Regions from separate parts of the Mus musculus genome. Here region 1 is linked to region 2. The links are chromatin loops, found by intact Hi-C in ENCODE. Cell type or tissue: gastrocnemius. All regions are shown on one strand.

The links. A loop is a pair of places that touch in the nucleus more often than their neighbours do. Peaks named below come from ENCODE experiments on the same cell type or tissue, not always from the same donor. Only the 100,000 strongest peaks of a DNase experiment are listed, where the experiment ranks them.
Region 1: it touches region 2 in a loop (4-fold over the local background); 34 of 42 quality-filtered maps call a loop at or near these places.

Annotation. Positions count from the first base shown.
Region 1 is chr6:136,964,081-136,972,080 of GRCm38, reverse strand. No RefSeq gene overlaps it. Among named protein-coding and RNA genes, the nearest start is that of Gm30055, 13 kb to the left of the region's middle. In gastrocnemius, a CTCF peak has its summit at 3,014 (motif pointing right); no DNase peak of the experiment used is centred here; H3K27ac peaks cover 614 bases.
Region 2 is chr6:136,857,298-136,865,297 of GRCm38, reverse strand. It overlaps Art4 (ADP-ribosyltransferase 4), which reads left to right and starts at 7,698. Exons shown (of 3, transcript NM_026639.2): 1 at 7,698-8,000. In gastrocnemius, a CTCF peak has its summit at 4,124 (motif pointing left); a DNase peak (open chromatin) is centred at 4,079; H3K4me3 peaks cover 710 bases; H3K27ac peaks cover 1,289 bases.

The DNA of each region.
Region 1 (8,000 bases), 110 kb before region 2:
CACACAATATGTACTCACTGATAAGTGGATATTAGCCCAAAACCTAGGATACCCAAGATATAAGATACAATTTGCTAAACACATGAAACTCAAGAAAAATGAAGACTGAAGTGTGGACACTATGCCCCTCCTTAGAAGTGGGAACAAAACACCCTTGGAAGGAGTTACAGAGACAAAGTTTGGGGCTGAGATGAAAGGATGGACCATGTAGAGACTGCCTTTTCCAGGGATCCACCCCATAATCAGCATCCAAATGCTGACACCATTGCATACAATAGCAAGATTTTATCGAAAGGACCCAGATGTAGCTGTCTCTTGTGAGACTATGCCGGGGCCTAGCAAACACAGAAGTGGATGCCCACAGTCAGCTAATGGATGGATTATAGGGCTCCCAATGGAGGAGCTAGAGAAAGTACCCAAGGAGCTAAAGGGATCTGCAACCCTATAGGTGGATCAACATTGTGAACTAGCCAGTACCCTGGAGCTCTTGACTCTAGCTGCATATGTATCAAAGGATGGCCTGGTCGGCCATCACTGGAAAGAGAGGCCCATTGGACACACAAACTTTATATGCCCCAGAACGGGGGAACGCCAGGGCCAAAAAGGGGGAGTGGGCGGGTGGGGGAGTGGGGGTGGGTGGGTATGGGGGACTTTTGGTGTAGCATTGGAAATGTAAATGAGTTAAATACCTAATAAAAAATGGAAAGAAAAAAAAAAAAGAAAAAGAGCTTTTCAATTAGTATCTAGTGACCAAGACTTTGATCATAGTTCTGCTATTTAACTGTCATTAGGTCTGATTCTTCTGTTGTGGAAACTGGAATCAATGAACTCAGGATGATATCATGCCCAAATAGGATTCATGTAATTCATATGCATGAAGAGTTGTCAAATATTAATTTCTTCTTTCTTTGTGAAATAAATTATCTTGTGCATTGTAAGAGAAGACACACGCACACTACATACTGACATATGTTTGCCTATACATGGGAGGTGTGTGTGTGTGCGCGCGCATGCGTGCGTGCATGTGTGTGTGTGTGTGTGTGTGTGTGTGTGAAGAGGTTGTATGTTGTAATTTTATTTCTTTTGCTATGATAAAGTACCCTGAGGGAAAAGCTTAAGGGGGAAGAGGACTTGACCACAGCTCACTGTGCCTGGCTATGGTCCATCGGTCCATCATTGTGGGACAGTCAAGGGAGGAGCTTCAAACGCTAATCACATCACACCATACATCACACCACATCACATCACACCACACATCACACCACATCACACCACACCACACCACACCACACCACACACCACACCACACCACACCACACCACACACCACACCACACCACACCACACCACATCACACTACATCACACAACAAAACACCACACCACACCACATCACACAACATCACACCACACACCACACCACACCACACCACATCAGCAGTCAAGAGCAGTGGGAGGTGAAGGATGCTCACTCCCTCGCTAGCTTGTGCTCAGCTCGGTTTTTCCTCTCCTGTACAATTTGGGGCCCCCTGCCTAGGGAGAGAGGGCTCAGCAGGTAAGGGCAATGCTTCTCAGTCATGAGGACTAGATAGAGTTCAGGCTCCAGTGTGTCTGTCACTCTAGCTGCAAGGGATCCAGTGCCCTCTTCTGACCTCCATGAGCTTCCACACACATGTGTACACAGAGAGAGAGAGAGAGAGAGAGAGAGAGAGAGAGAGAGAGAGAGAGAGAGAGAGAGAGAGAGAGAGAGAGACTTTTTTTAAAATTATTCAATAATAACAAAAATAATAGAATCTAAAACCTCATGAATTATCTCCATAATTATCATTGCACCTCTTCTTTACAACTCCCTACCAAGACGGTATATGATATAACAGAACTAAAAATAGAAGGTAATATCTGCTAAAATCTTAGTGCTGAATTGAAAACAGAAAGATTCATTTCGAAGATAGGAATTTCTGAAAATATGGAGCAAAATAATTCTGCTAGCTCAGTAAAACATATGCAAGCAACACGCTAGTAGGCAAGCCTTATGAAGTGTCATCACTTTCAGAAGGCAGGCCTCTGAGCTATGGTAGCTTCAGCTGAACTTAGAATTCTACACTCAAACTGTGCGGAGCGGCCTAACATTGAAGAAACTCTACTGAGTGTCTAAGAAGAGAAGGACAACATGCAAGAGAGTGGTTGTGTGTGTGTGTGTCTGTGTGTGTCTGTGTGTGTAAGCCAGAGGTGAAACTCATGTATTTGAAGATATGAATTGTTATTAAAGTTAGGGTAAGATTTTTTTTCTAGTGACTTTGATGTAGAAAATCTCGGAATAATGTGAAGTTCAGAAAAGCACACAAACAGTCAAATTTGGCAGTCGAAGTTTAGCTTCATCCCATCCTTTCCTGATCCTTCAGAGAATTGCTGGAGTGGGCTGAATCTCCCATCTGAGATTATCTCTCTGATACTTTTTTTTCCATTTTTTATTACGTATTTAGCTCATTTACATTTCCAATGCTATACCAAAAGTCCCCCATATCCACCCACCCCCACTCCCCTGCCCACCCACTCCCCCTTTTTGGCCCTGGTGTTCCCCTGTACTGGGGCATATAAAGTGTGCAAGTCCAATGGGCCTCTCTTTCCAGTGATGGCCGACTAGGCCATCTTTTGATATATATGCAGCTAGAGTCAAGAGCTCCGGGGTACTGGTTAGTTCATAATGTTGTTCCACCTATAGGGTTGCAGATCCCTTTAGCTCCTTGGCTACTTTCTCTAGCTCCTCCATTGGGAGCCCTTTGATCCATCCATTGGCTGACTGTGAGCATCCACTTCTGTGTTTGCTAGGCCCCGGCATAGTCTCACAAGAGACAGCTACATCTGGGTCCTTTCAATAAGATCTTGCTAGTGTATGCAATGGTGTCAGCGTTTGGATGCTGATTATGGGGTGTTTTTTTAGATTTCTTGGAAATTGACAGTCAAATCAACTTCCAAGTGTGAAAGTGCTCATTACTCACACCAGGTGGCAGTACTATACACGATTTGACTTGACTCTGGGCTCCGTGAAAAGAAAATTATTAAACACTCCTAAAAGAAACTCCAGGCTCTGTGCCTGAGGATTTCTGGCCACAAAAGGGAACATTTTGTTCATATTTAAAGCACATTTAGATTTATTGAAATTTTTTTTCTTTTAGAAATTATGGTCAGAGAAACTTTGGCAAGTCCAAGACCCTAGTTTTATTTTCAAATATTTTATTTTCAAGAAGGTAAGTGAACTAAGCAGCTGTACAGATGTTCACTGGCAGAACCAGGAAAAGCTCAGGTCTCTTAACTGTCCCTGCCAAGTGCCGACTGCATGGCCCATGTCTACAGTCAGTTTTAGTTTATGCTTTTAAATTCTGATGGGCCCAGCACCAGCTTCTGGGCGGGTGAGGCAGGAAAACTGCCACAAGTTCAAGGTCAACCTGGGCTAGGTAGTGAGTTCCAGGCCAAGGCTTCAAAGCTCCCCCAGCCCCAACATACACCCCAAATCAGCAACGTTCTATCTGCCTAAGGAAGCTAAGAACGATGAATAGCTTGTAGCTGCAAAAAAAAATTTTTTTACTAGTTTATGTGTAATTTGGACAGTCCACATGACAGTCCATTTTTTCTATGGGCTTTTATACAACACAGCCTTGTTTTGATTCTCCTTTTAAGACCATGCCTGGGGCTGGCGAGATGGCTCAGCGGGTAAGAGCACTGCTCTTCCGAAGGTCCTGAGTTCAAATCCCAGCAACCCCATGGTGGCTCACAACCATCCGTAAAAACATCTAATGCGTTCTTCTGGGGCATCTGCAGACAGTTACAGTGTATTTATTTATATTAATAAATAAATCTTTGGGCCGGAGTAGGCTGAGCAGACCAGAGGGAGCGGGTTGACTGTAGCAAGCAGAGGTCCTAAAATTCAATTCCCAACAACTACATGAGGGCTCACAACCATCTGTATAGCTACAATGTACTCATATACATAAAATAAATAAATAAATCTTTTAAAAAAACCACTCCTGTCACACACACACACACACACACAGACACACACACACACTCACTCACACATACACTCACACACACACTTACACACACACACACTCACACATACACTCACACACACACACACACTCACACATACACTCACACACACACTTACACACACACACACTCACACATACACTCACACACACACACACACACTCACACATACACTCACACACACACACACACTCACACATACACTCACACACACACTTACACACACACTCACACATACACTCACACACACACTCTCTCTCACACACACACACACACACACACACACACACACACACACGTTTCCGGTTTTGTCTGTGTCATTTCCTGTTTCTCCTAGGCTAGGTGTTGCCCCTGCTGACCAACCCCACATCAGCCTTTTGCTTTCCAGAGAACCTTCTCCTACCTTCTTTCAGCTTAAACTTCTTCCTGAGCTCACAGCAGGGGTCAACCCCACAAAGACACAAAGCCCAGACTCTCCCTCCCCCTCGCTGTGCTGTTTTCTGCCTGTCTGGGGTACGATTGGGTTTAGGAAAGGTGTCAGTGTGTAGATTATGGGCAACACCAACCTCAACCTCTATCCAATCCCAGGAGCAGGCTGGGAAGCGTGTTCCTTAATTAGCTTCATGGCATCCTTTCCTGGTCTTTCAGAGGATCAGTGGAGTGGGTTGAATTCCCTGGCATCCTGTAGCTATGTGCCCTGCCCTCTCTGGTTGTTACAGCTAATCAGGTTTCTTGGAGTTCTAGCTACCGTGCTGTTGCTGTACCCAAGTTATTGTACTGCCCTTTACTTTCAGTTCCCTAAAACAAACAAACAAACATTTTCTTAGTTTTTGGGGGGAGTAAGGGTGGGGGTGGTTCTCAGAGACCAGAGAGGGCATCAGACCCACTGGAGTTGGAGTCATAGGCAGTTGTGAGCCTCCCAATGGAGGTACTTGGGAACAAACTCAGTTCCTCCGCAAAAACAGCAAGCATTTAACCTCGGAGCCATCTCTCCACCCCCAGCCCAGTCCCTTTCTTCAAACCTCTGCATTACCCTCTTTGAATTGGGCACCTCTGTCGCCCCAGTGCTGAGACGATTTTACTGCTTCCCTAGGTGCTGTTTCTACAGTAAAGCGTTGCCTATTTCTCATTAGCAACAATGAGAATGGTAGGACTGGAGCTTCTTAAGAATAGAGACAAAGGGGTTTGAGTTCGATGCTGTGCTGGACAGTTTTATGTCAACTTGGCAAGCTAGCGTCATCCAAGAGGCGGGAGCCTCTACTGAGAAAAATGCCTCCATAAGATCAGGCTGCAGGGAGGCCTGTAGAGCAGTTTTGAATTAGAGATTAATGGAGGAAGGCCCAGCCCAGGAGGGTGCCATCCTTGGGCTGGTGGCCCTGGGTTCTATAAGAAAGCACGCCTTTAATCCCAGCACACAGGAGGTAGAGGCGGGTGAATCTCTGAAGCTGAGGCCAGCCTAGTTTACAGAGCTACTTCTGGTACAGCAAAGGTAACACAGAGAAACCCTGTCTCAAAAGGAGGGGGGGCGGGGGGGGGAGAGGGAAGGAGAAGGAAAAGAAGAAAGAGAAAAAGGAGGAGAGAAAGAAAGAAAAAAGAGAAAAAAAGGGAGAGAGGGAAGGAGAGTTAGAGAGGAAAGAAGAAAGGAAAAAGAAAGCTGGCCAAGAAATCCATAGGAAGCAAACATAGAAGCAGTGTTCCTGCGTGGCCTCTGCATCAGCTCCTGCCTCCGGGCTCCTGCCCCGCTGGAGTTCCTGTCGACTTCCTTCAATGATGAACTGCAATGTGGGAATGTAAGCTGGTGAACTTTCCTCCCTAACTTGCGTTCTGGTTATGGTGTTTCATCACAGCAATAGAAATCCTGACTAATACAGCTGAGATGCAGGCTCCATCAGCGCCTGCTCACCACCCAGGGCTGGCCATCTGTGTGACGCATCTATGCTGCAGGGCTGGCCTTCTGTGTGACACATCTATTCCGCCTCCTCACTACGACTTCACAAACATTGGAAGGTGGCTGCCAGTTTCTGTTCCAGGCTCTGTGTCATCGATCCTTCCACTGTCCCTCCTGCAGCATCATGTCCCTGATCCTTCTCCTCCCTGGCCGTTAGATATGTCTGTGTAATGGTTGGTCCTGGTTGTCAACTTGACTAGATTGAGGGATAGCTAGTGGATTAGAAAGGCATGTGTTTGTGATAGTGTTTCCTGGAACAATCCGATAATGAAGATCTGAGATACTGAACAGATTAGTCCCATGATCAAATTATAATATAATCTGAGAGTGTATTGAGAGGTGGTGGAAGTGGAGGCGGTATTTAGTTGGAGGAACTAAATCACTAGAGGCATCCTTGGGGCCTATATATCCCTGTATCCCACCTCTCTCCCTGCTTCCCAACTGCCACAATGATGTGAACTGTCTCACACAATGGACTGAATCCTCTAAAAATGTTGGCCAAGATATGTGTAGTCCCTTCAAATTGTTTCCCGATATTTTGTCCTGGCTATAAGAGAGGTAGCTAACACACACCCTTTTCTTCAGTCTGTTTTGTTGACATTGTTTCGTCTTTAGGGGGGGGGGAATCCCATCTATAAAGTAAACTAAGTGTGAACCAGGGCCTTGTGCAGCTGAAGAACTAGACCTCCCTACTCCAAAGACCAACCACAAGGCAGGACTAAGGGGTGATGGTTGTCAGGTGCCACAACTGACTCACGGTGTCTGGAGGGAAGACAGGGAGGCCACGGGGAGTTTCCTGCTGCAGTGCAAGCTCACATTCCCCTGCTGTCTCCTTCATCAAACACTTCCACTTTCAAGTTCATATTTTGCTTTTTCTCGTCTGTTTCTAGCTTTATGGCTAGAAGATTATTCAGCCATTACAAAGTAATTGTCATAGCACTGGTGGCAGGGGACAGGCTCATGAGAGCTGAGTCCCTCTCCTGAGTCTCCCCTTTTCATGCTTAAGTACTGAAGACCACAAAGCCATTTATTTTACCGCCGCTGTGAACCTCAAATTATGGAATTCAGGCAAATTGGAGGGTCTAGGGGGTGAGTTTCATGCAATTCACTGATAGCCTCAAGAGAGAGATGCGAGCCTTCCCTACCCATCCTCCTCTTTTCCTTCTCTTCAGTTAATTTCCTCCATTCTTTTACCACACATTACAAAACTGAAATGAAGAAATTCACGTTCTCAGCAACAAAGCCTAAAACCACAGGTGGCGCTCACTTGCATTACACAACTGCCTTTAAAAAACGTTGTGGAAAGACAGCTATGTGCACATGGCTTTTAACACAACTTCTGGGGTGAAGCAAACCGGCACTTTACTTAGAGGGCTTTTGTGTCAGAGTCTGAACTTCACAGCCTCGGGAGTTTTCTCACTGGTGGTTTAAAAGCGGTTTGTTATAGATTGCAGAAAGCCAACCAATGGGTATTCTGATAGCTGTGAGTCTCAGAGTAATTGGGCAGAGTAATTTTAATGAATAAATGAAAGGGAATTTTGTGGAACCAGAGCCCTAAGCTCACATCGTCAGGGTTCTAAGTTTAACTTTTCAGTCTTTAAGACTGAGTGAGAGCAGCAGGCAACCTCTGAGGTAACCTACTTGGATTTAGTAAAACTCCTGGGTAAAGGATTTTCCCAATTGCAAAGCAGAATTATTTCTTGACTCTTAACACTAGACTGGCTCTTTTGTAAGCCTTGCTACCTACTTCCTGTGTGGCCATGGCTCCTTTAGACATTTGCATACAGTGTTTAACACAGCTCCACTATAAAAATCAAAATTCCTCTATAGATAAGAAGGGAGGACTGGCCAGGCGTGGTGGCACATGCCTTTAATCTCAGCACTTGAGAGGCAGAGGTAGGCGAATTTCTTAGTTCGAGGCCAGCTTGGTCTACAGAGTGAGTTCCAGGACAGCCAGGGCTACACAGAGAAATCCTGTCTCAAAAAAAAAAAAAAAAAAGCAAA
Region 2 (8,000 bases):
TACACATAGAAATATAAAAACGTGCTATGGATCTCTGCATTTTCTAAAACTCAAATGCTTTTTTAAAAGGTCATCGTTTATGTTACGTGCATGAGTATTGGCCTGCATGATGTATGCGTGCTGTGTGCTTGTGTGCCCGTGGAAGCCGGAAGAGGGTGTCTGATCCCCTGAAACTGAAATTACATGTGGTTGTGAGCGGCTACGCAGATGCTAGGGACCAAACCAGGATCCTGTGCAGGAGCAGCAAATGTTCTCAGCCAATGAACCATCTCCATGGCCCCTCAAATGCTTTTTAAACTAAATCTTATTGATGTTTTTTTTTTTCATTTAAAAAAAATCCATGTAAAATACTAAAAGAGATCTGTGTACCCAGTAACCCTAATTTCCCCACCCTCCCTCCGCCACTCTTTATTGCTTGGAAAAATGGAATCTGGTATCAGCTTCTTCGATTCACGTCCCTGTTAAAAATCTCCCTGTGATGAACAAGCCTCCGCCCGTCTCGGCACCCTATAACATGTTCCATAATGACCGCTTCTGAAGATTCATCTACCTCTGTGACCTGAAAGCCAAGACTAAGGTCACGGAGTCCGAGGTTGGGTCTGGCCCACGTGATCAAGCAAGAGACCAGGCATGTCGGCTCCCCATCCTATCCCGCTGCTGGCTTAGATCATCATGGTTCAAATCACGGGGAGAATTAGAACTGGCCATTCTACCGGTCAATATGTGAACAGTGTCTAAGCTGGACTCCGAGTGTGAGTAGCTGTTTTTCCTGCTCATTAGTCACAAAATGTCAATGTTTATGTGACTGCAGTTGGAATCCAGAGGCACCAGATTGACCAAAACTTTCCTTTCTCAACATTACAGTTTTGTACACAACTTACATGAAAGCGTAACTGCGGTCGCTCGCACATTGGCTGCAAAACAATGTTTTCCTTGACAGCAATTAGGGTTTTGCCCAAAGATCTGCCAGCCTGAAACAACATTTAAAGACATATTTTTTTAATTAAGGAAAGAAAATTACTATTAATGAAGCGATGAAACCACATGCTAAGACCAGAAAACCTATGTTACGTTTCAGCTAAAATGTGTCTTGCTGGTTTCTACATTAGGATAACAGTATCGAGTTGTTCAGTTAACACATTTACAATCAAAAGTGTGTTGAACTTGAAAAGCCTTTGTTTGCAAGATATACACTGCACCATCTTCTTCTATAGGAACAATGACAACAAAATACAGTCATCCTTAAAACATCCATGACAGAATAGGAATCCACTGAGCTAGCAAGACCAAATCAGGAAGCCTTTAAGATGCTATTTTCCCCCACTGTGTACGCACCTAAAGAAAAGCTCACTTAGCCACTGGCACAACTGATGCCATGTGTATGACATCTCTAAGGATCTGCAGAGCTCACCTGGGAAGCTGGAAAGCATCTAAAACAAAAATCTCTTGTCTCTACCTGGCTTTACGGGACCTAAGCTGCTGGCAATAAAAGAGGTCAAGTTCTAGAACAAATTAGATATTTAAAATTAAGCCAACTCTAGGTAGACATGGCGGCACAAGCCTGTAATTGTAGCATCTTAGGAGAGGCAGGAGGATCAGGGTTACAAATGGTACTTGGATAGCTTGAGGCCACCTGGATTACGTGAGACCCTGTGATGAAAATAAATAATAATCTGTCAAACAAAAAGGATGGAAATATTGCATTGCCATAACCCACGGTGATGTCTCTAAGGACCGTGGGAACTGGGAAAAAATTTGTCTTAGAGCCTAGAGAAGCTGCAAGAAAAACAGAAGGGAAAATTAAGTAGACGTGTGTGTAAGATTCCAGAGAATGTGGAAACTATGAGGTGTGGATCCCTGCCTACCAGTGTCCAGCTCAGCTCCAGTTGTATTTCCGTGGGTTGCCCTATGTCTTAGCAACGGTCTGACTTCCTTGTCTGTATCCTGGAGACCCTCGACTTCATGCACAATTGGCAGCTAATTGTATTAGGAGTTAACATCTTACTTAGGGGTGTGTGTGTGTGTGTGTGTGTGTGTGTGTGTGTGTGTGTGTGTGTGTATCATAATTTTCTCACCTCTTCCAGTCTGGTGTCCCCTGCTTTTTCCTTACTGCTGGGCCTGTTGTAGGTGGAGGAGGGGACTCTCTCTCCTGGCACAGCCTTGAACTTAGTTTGTGGGAAAGAATTGAGAATAAACATACACTTCTCTTGGGTCTGGGTTTCTCGAAGTTCCTAAAATAATTCACCTATGCACACACATAAAGTTCAAAACCTTCCCTGCAAGTGACGCTGCAGATGCTCACGTAAGACAGGTCCAGTCCTGTGCTCTCCCAACCATCGCCTCCATCCTGTTTCCTATGGATGAGCCCACTCACTGTATCCCTGAAGGAGGTCCTCCCTGTGTCTAGGGAGAGGAGGAAGCGCCTGCTTCACATTGTTTTCAGTTGCTGAGTACTTCGGACTGGGAAAGTTATCAAGAAGGAAGAGGTTTTGTAGGCAGAGTCTTGTGTAGGCTGAGAAAGGTGTAACCATGCCTGGTTTTACACCAGTTCTGAGGGGTGAACTCAGAGGCTCATGAATGCTAACAGAGCATCCTTCCAACTCGGCCACATCCTCGGCCTCAATAAGGGAGACCAAAGAACTCAGGGTGAAAAGCACTTGCCACCAAGACCGATGACCTGGGCCATCAGAGTGGAGGAAGAAGACCCATTCCTTTACATTGTCCTGACTGCCAACACGCTAGCTGTGCATCTCCCTAGGTTTTAACAATTTTTTTTAAAGTAAAGATTTATTTAGCACATGGCTTTGCAGAGTGGGATTCCCAATCCCTACTAAGGCCTTCTTCCCGCTTCTCAACATAGCAGAGGTGTCACTTGGCTGGAACACGGAGCTACAAGGCCTACATCGTTCCAGGCTCTGTTATGTCCAGCTGTAGCACGGAGAGTGTTTTACAGGAAGACAGTGAGCGTTTTAACTCCATGAGAGCTGTTCGCAGGATAACACCCACCCACCCTTGCAAGGCTCTGGGGACTTCGCAGAGACGGGTGGCAGAACAGGAAGGGTTGGAGTCATGGAGTACCAAGGTATAACAGTGACCACTGGAAGCGGCAGCACCTCTGTCTTCTGGAACCCACAGCAGCTCTGGTCTCCGGCACAAGGCTAAGCCAACGAGCATTCTAACATGGAGTGGAGAGTCTTATGAGTCCCCACCCTAAATGAGACGCTATCGATGGCCAATGGCTTCTGGGAAGGCAGACTATTCTTCTTTAGGTGGGTGTCCCCTGGACGGTCAAGCACACTCCTGTGGATGGCCCCGAACCCATGAGTATATGGGTAGCACACATGGACTTGGTGGGATATTTGTAAAAAGGATGCAAAGTTGGGAGAGGCCGGGGGAGGTGGGATGCAGACTCAGGAGGAGCTGGGGGAGGGGCGGAAAAGCAATATGATCAGAATGGACTGCATAAGATCTTCAAGGAGCTGATAAACATATTATAGTGTTCAGAGGTCTGTCCAGAATAAAGGAATGTATGGGGAGGATGAGCAGCACTGGGTACTGACATTTCACCACAGTCCCTCCCTCCCTCCCTTGTTCATTCATTCATTCATTCATTCATTCATTCATTCAACAAACACTTCTCCAGCTGTTGTAGGGCTCAGGTACAGCCTAAGATGCTTTCTTGATAGGGCAGAGAGTGGATTGATTCACAGTCACCGCGGTAGCTGACAGCTTCACTCACTTCTCTGAGGATGTTGACGGTAAATGATAACTGAGAGTTACAAAGTACAGGCAGCTTAAAAATGATTTGACTGTCGAATACGGGGCCTCTACCAAACTCCTCTCCTGGCAACAGCACGGATTTCTAGCAGTAAGATGCCTCGTCGATAAAACCGACACACGGGTGAGAGTTCAAGATCTCAACAGGAGCTGCTGAGAATCGAGTAGGGCTATACAAGCATCTCCCACCCCTAAACTCTAGGCAAGACCCTCCCAGTGACTAAACTACTTAATGTAAGGCCTGAAAAAAAATCACACTGAAAAACACTTTCCTTTTCCTCCTGCAACACACAACACAGGGAATCACATTAAATGTTATCAAAGTTCCTGCTGCCCTCTACTGGTCTAAGTCTAGAAGTGGCATTCACAGTAAGAATGTTAGCGAACGCTGCCCAAACAATAATTACAAACTGACACCACTCATTTCGAGCTTGGGGAGACAGTGGAGTATGAAGGACAGGAGAGTAAGTAACTCGTTCAATTTCCCAAAACCTCACCTCAGTAGCCACATCTAGGGAGTGAAAGTTAAGGTGACTCTTTCGGGACTGGAGAGGTGGCACAGATGTTAACAGCACTTACTGCTCTTGCAGAGAACCTGAGTTCAATTCCCACACAGAGAGGTTCACACCTACCTATCAAACCTGAGGGTGTGGGTTCACAGCCACCTATCAAACCTGAAGATGCGATGCCCTCCTCTGACCTCCACAGGCACCAGGCACACATGTGGCAAACAGATACATGAAAGCAAAACATTCATCCAATAAAAATGAAGATAAAAGGTTCTAAATGTCTCTACTCCTGACTCTCTTGCAGGCTGAGAAAACAAGCATAAAGCCAAACAGAAGAGGTGCCCAGCAGAGTCTCTCACGAAAGCAGGAGTCTGACCTCGCTAACCTTCCTGAGTCTGTGAGGCCCAGCAAGATGTCTCACCTTAAAGCTAGCTTAGCCAGTGTGTGAATGAGTGAGGAGCACGGTGGTAACGCTCAGATTCTAACTCCAGTTCTTGCCATGCCTCCAATACCCAGGAGCAGCTGGTAATGGGGAATCTAAGAATTTCAAACATCTTAAGAGGCCATTTCAAACATCGCTGGTGGCTGCCATTAAACCTAAATATACACATTCATATCTCAGCGGTCAGTTCTCTCGATTATGTCTTCAAGCATACAGAAAACACACTCAGGCTCGTGCTGCAAGCATGTCCGAGAGTTAGCAACGATAGTCCAAAACGGAACATTAAAGGGAAGGCACTCAGTGGTCCCTTAGCAGGAGCACCTAATGAAAGACTATTATACAACCGCAAAACCTAAGTCCTGCATGTCGGCCTCAAGGGCATTACGCTGAGTGGGGAAAGGTTAAAAAACATCAACACCCTGTGTGCTTTGTTTATCCAATATCCTTCAAGTGACAAATCTGCAGGGGCAATGGGAAAACAGTTATTTCTAGAGATTAGGGGTGGCAGGGAGGAGAGAGAAGCCATGACTCCTAGAGGTCACAAGGTCACGATTAGGTTTATGTAGTGATATGTAGTTTTCCATTTTTCTTATATTTTATTTATTTGTCTATTTATTTGTGTGTGAGAGAGAGGGTGTTCTGCCTGCTTGCAAGTCTACGCAGCACATGTGTACCTTTTGTCTGTGGAGACTGGATGAGGATATAAGACCCCCTGTAGCTGGAGTTACAGTTCACTGTGAGCTGCCGTGTGGGTGCTGGGAGTCAAACCCAGCTCCTCTGTGAGGGTGGCAAACCGTCTTACCCACTGAGCCATCTCTCCAGCCCCTGGATTTACATCTTTATAGTGGCCGAGTGCGTCTCCTAAAGGCTCTGCAAGTGATGAAAGGCGACAGACGTGCACACGTTCCATTCCACCAGAATCTGTCTCCTGGCTGTCATACTGTGTCATGGTTCATGAGACACAGCTACAGGAAAGAACTGTGTGTGGCAGAGCACACAGGCTTCACTGTGCCGGGTCAAATCCATGGCCAGTTCAAATTGCTGTTAGGTTAAAGGTAAGTTTAAGACTTACAGAGCCGCTGGCTGTGGCGACAAACACCTTTAATCAGAGCACTCAGGGAGCAGGGGCAGCATATCTCTGTAACACTGAGGCCAGTCTACACAAACTGTTCCAGGCTAGCCAAGGCTACAGAGTTAGACTCGGTCACAAAGAAGGGGGGAGGGAGGAAGAAGAAAAGAAGGGAAGAAAGAGAAAAATGAACCACAGAGTAAAATCTTATTTAAAAGCCATTTTTAAAGTCCATTAAGAAACTGGCTGAGTTTCACCTCCTCGCGGTACATTCTCTATGCTTGCCCTTGCCTAATCCTCGCTAGTTCCGATGTCTCCACCTATGCACCTATTCTGATCCTGAGCAGCTAGTCAATTTTGTCAAGTATTAGGTATTAGTGGGAAACAGTAAACATGGCTTTATCTTAAGTTTGGAGCTCTTGAGCACATCTGTAATCCCAGCACTCCTGAGACAGGGACAGAGAATCAAGAATTCAAGGCAAGTTCGAGCTACACACACACACACACACACACACACACACACACACACACACACACACATTAATAGTAAATGTTACAGTGCTGGCTGCTGATGCAGCTGCATTGGTCGAGTGCTTGTCTAGCATAAAGGCCTGGCAGTCTGACCCCCCAGTACCATAGAAACAGGTTATGATGGCTTACCCCTGCTATTCCAGTACCCAGGAGATAGAGACAGAGGATCAAAGATTGAGTGTCAGCCTCAGTTCCATATTGAGTTCAAAACCAGCCTCGGATATATGAGACACTATCTTGAAAAAAACCCTTGAAAAATTAATCATTAGGGCTGGAAAGACGGCTCTGCTGGGAAGGCACTGGCCATGCAGCTCACAGGAACTCATCAGGCAGAGCAACAACAGAACAAACGCAGCACGCGCCTGCAGTCCTAGTATGGGGACGCAGACACGGGGCTTCTCAATCCACTACCAAATCTGTGAGCTCCAGGTTCACTGAAAGCCCGGATCAAAAACTAAGGTGGAGAGTGAGGGGTAGGAAGACACTCAAGTTGAACACACACACAAGCACACACACACACACACACACTTGTGAGAAACAAACAAATAAATAAATAAAACATTAATGGGAAACAAACAGTATACAAAGTCTTGTGATTTCACTTCTGCTCTGTGTGTGTGTGTGTGTGTGTGTGTGTGTGTGTGTGTGTGTGTTGTGGGTATAAAGCCAAAATGTAAATCAAAATAGTGGCTTTCTCCAAGCAATCATTTTGAATAATTAGCGTTCCTTCTTTTATGCTTCTATGACTTGGGAAACTTCAGACAGACCAATATTTAACGTGGTAAAAAGAAAGCAGGACCACAATTCCCAAGAACGGAATTTGGTTCTTGTCACAGTTAGATAAGAGGCAGGGAACATAAACAACGTCTGCGAGCCAGCAGACTCTGAAAGGTCGGGAGTAGTGGAAGGACAGCCAGACTTGAGCAGGAAATGTGGTTAACAGTGGAAAGTCGGACTTAACTCCTGCCTGCGGGCCTCATTGCAGATTACAATAGATAGAAAACCTGAAGCTCTCAAAAGAAATAAACATTCAAAGCTGTGACTCCAACAGCCCCCGTCTCTGAACGGGGATGTTTCAAACACACCGTGGAGAGGCAGCAAAGAACACACAACATTAAAAGCCTGTGCTGCTGGAGGGCAATCATTCCAGGGCAGGGCTATCAGCACTGCCAGATGAGCCTGACACAGGTCCACCTTAAGATCGCATCTCCCCAGCTGCGCTTCATGTGCCACTGCAGTGGCTCACAGGGAAAGCCTGGGGCTGCAGATAATGGGACTTGGCCCGAGTACTCCTGGAGCATGCCTTTTCTTGTCGATCTGGGAAAGGCAAGGCTGAACTGCACAGCCTGACCCTGAACAGACCCTTGGCATTCCCCTGCATGCCGACTAGACAGAGAGACGGTTTTTGCCTTCTTTACACTGAAAACCATTCTGTGCCGCGCACATCTGGCCCTTTCGCGGAGACTTCAACACTGCAAAGGCGCTAGACTTCTACCTTGGAGGAAACTGTCGGTTGTTGAGGTTGTTGATATTCAACAGAAGTCACAGTTGCGGCAGGAGCAGAACCTCAGACACAGCCGGAAAAGAAAATGCCAAAGGAGGACTCTAGAGCGTATTCTGGGACGAGGCTTTCAGAATAAAGAAGTGTTGCTGACACAAACCACCAAGCTGC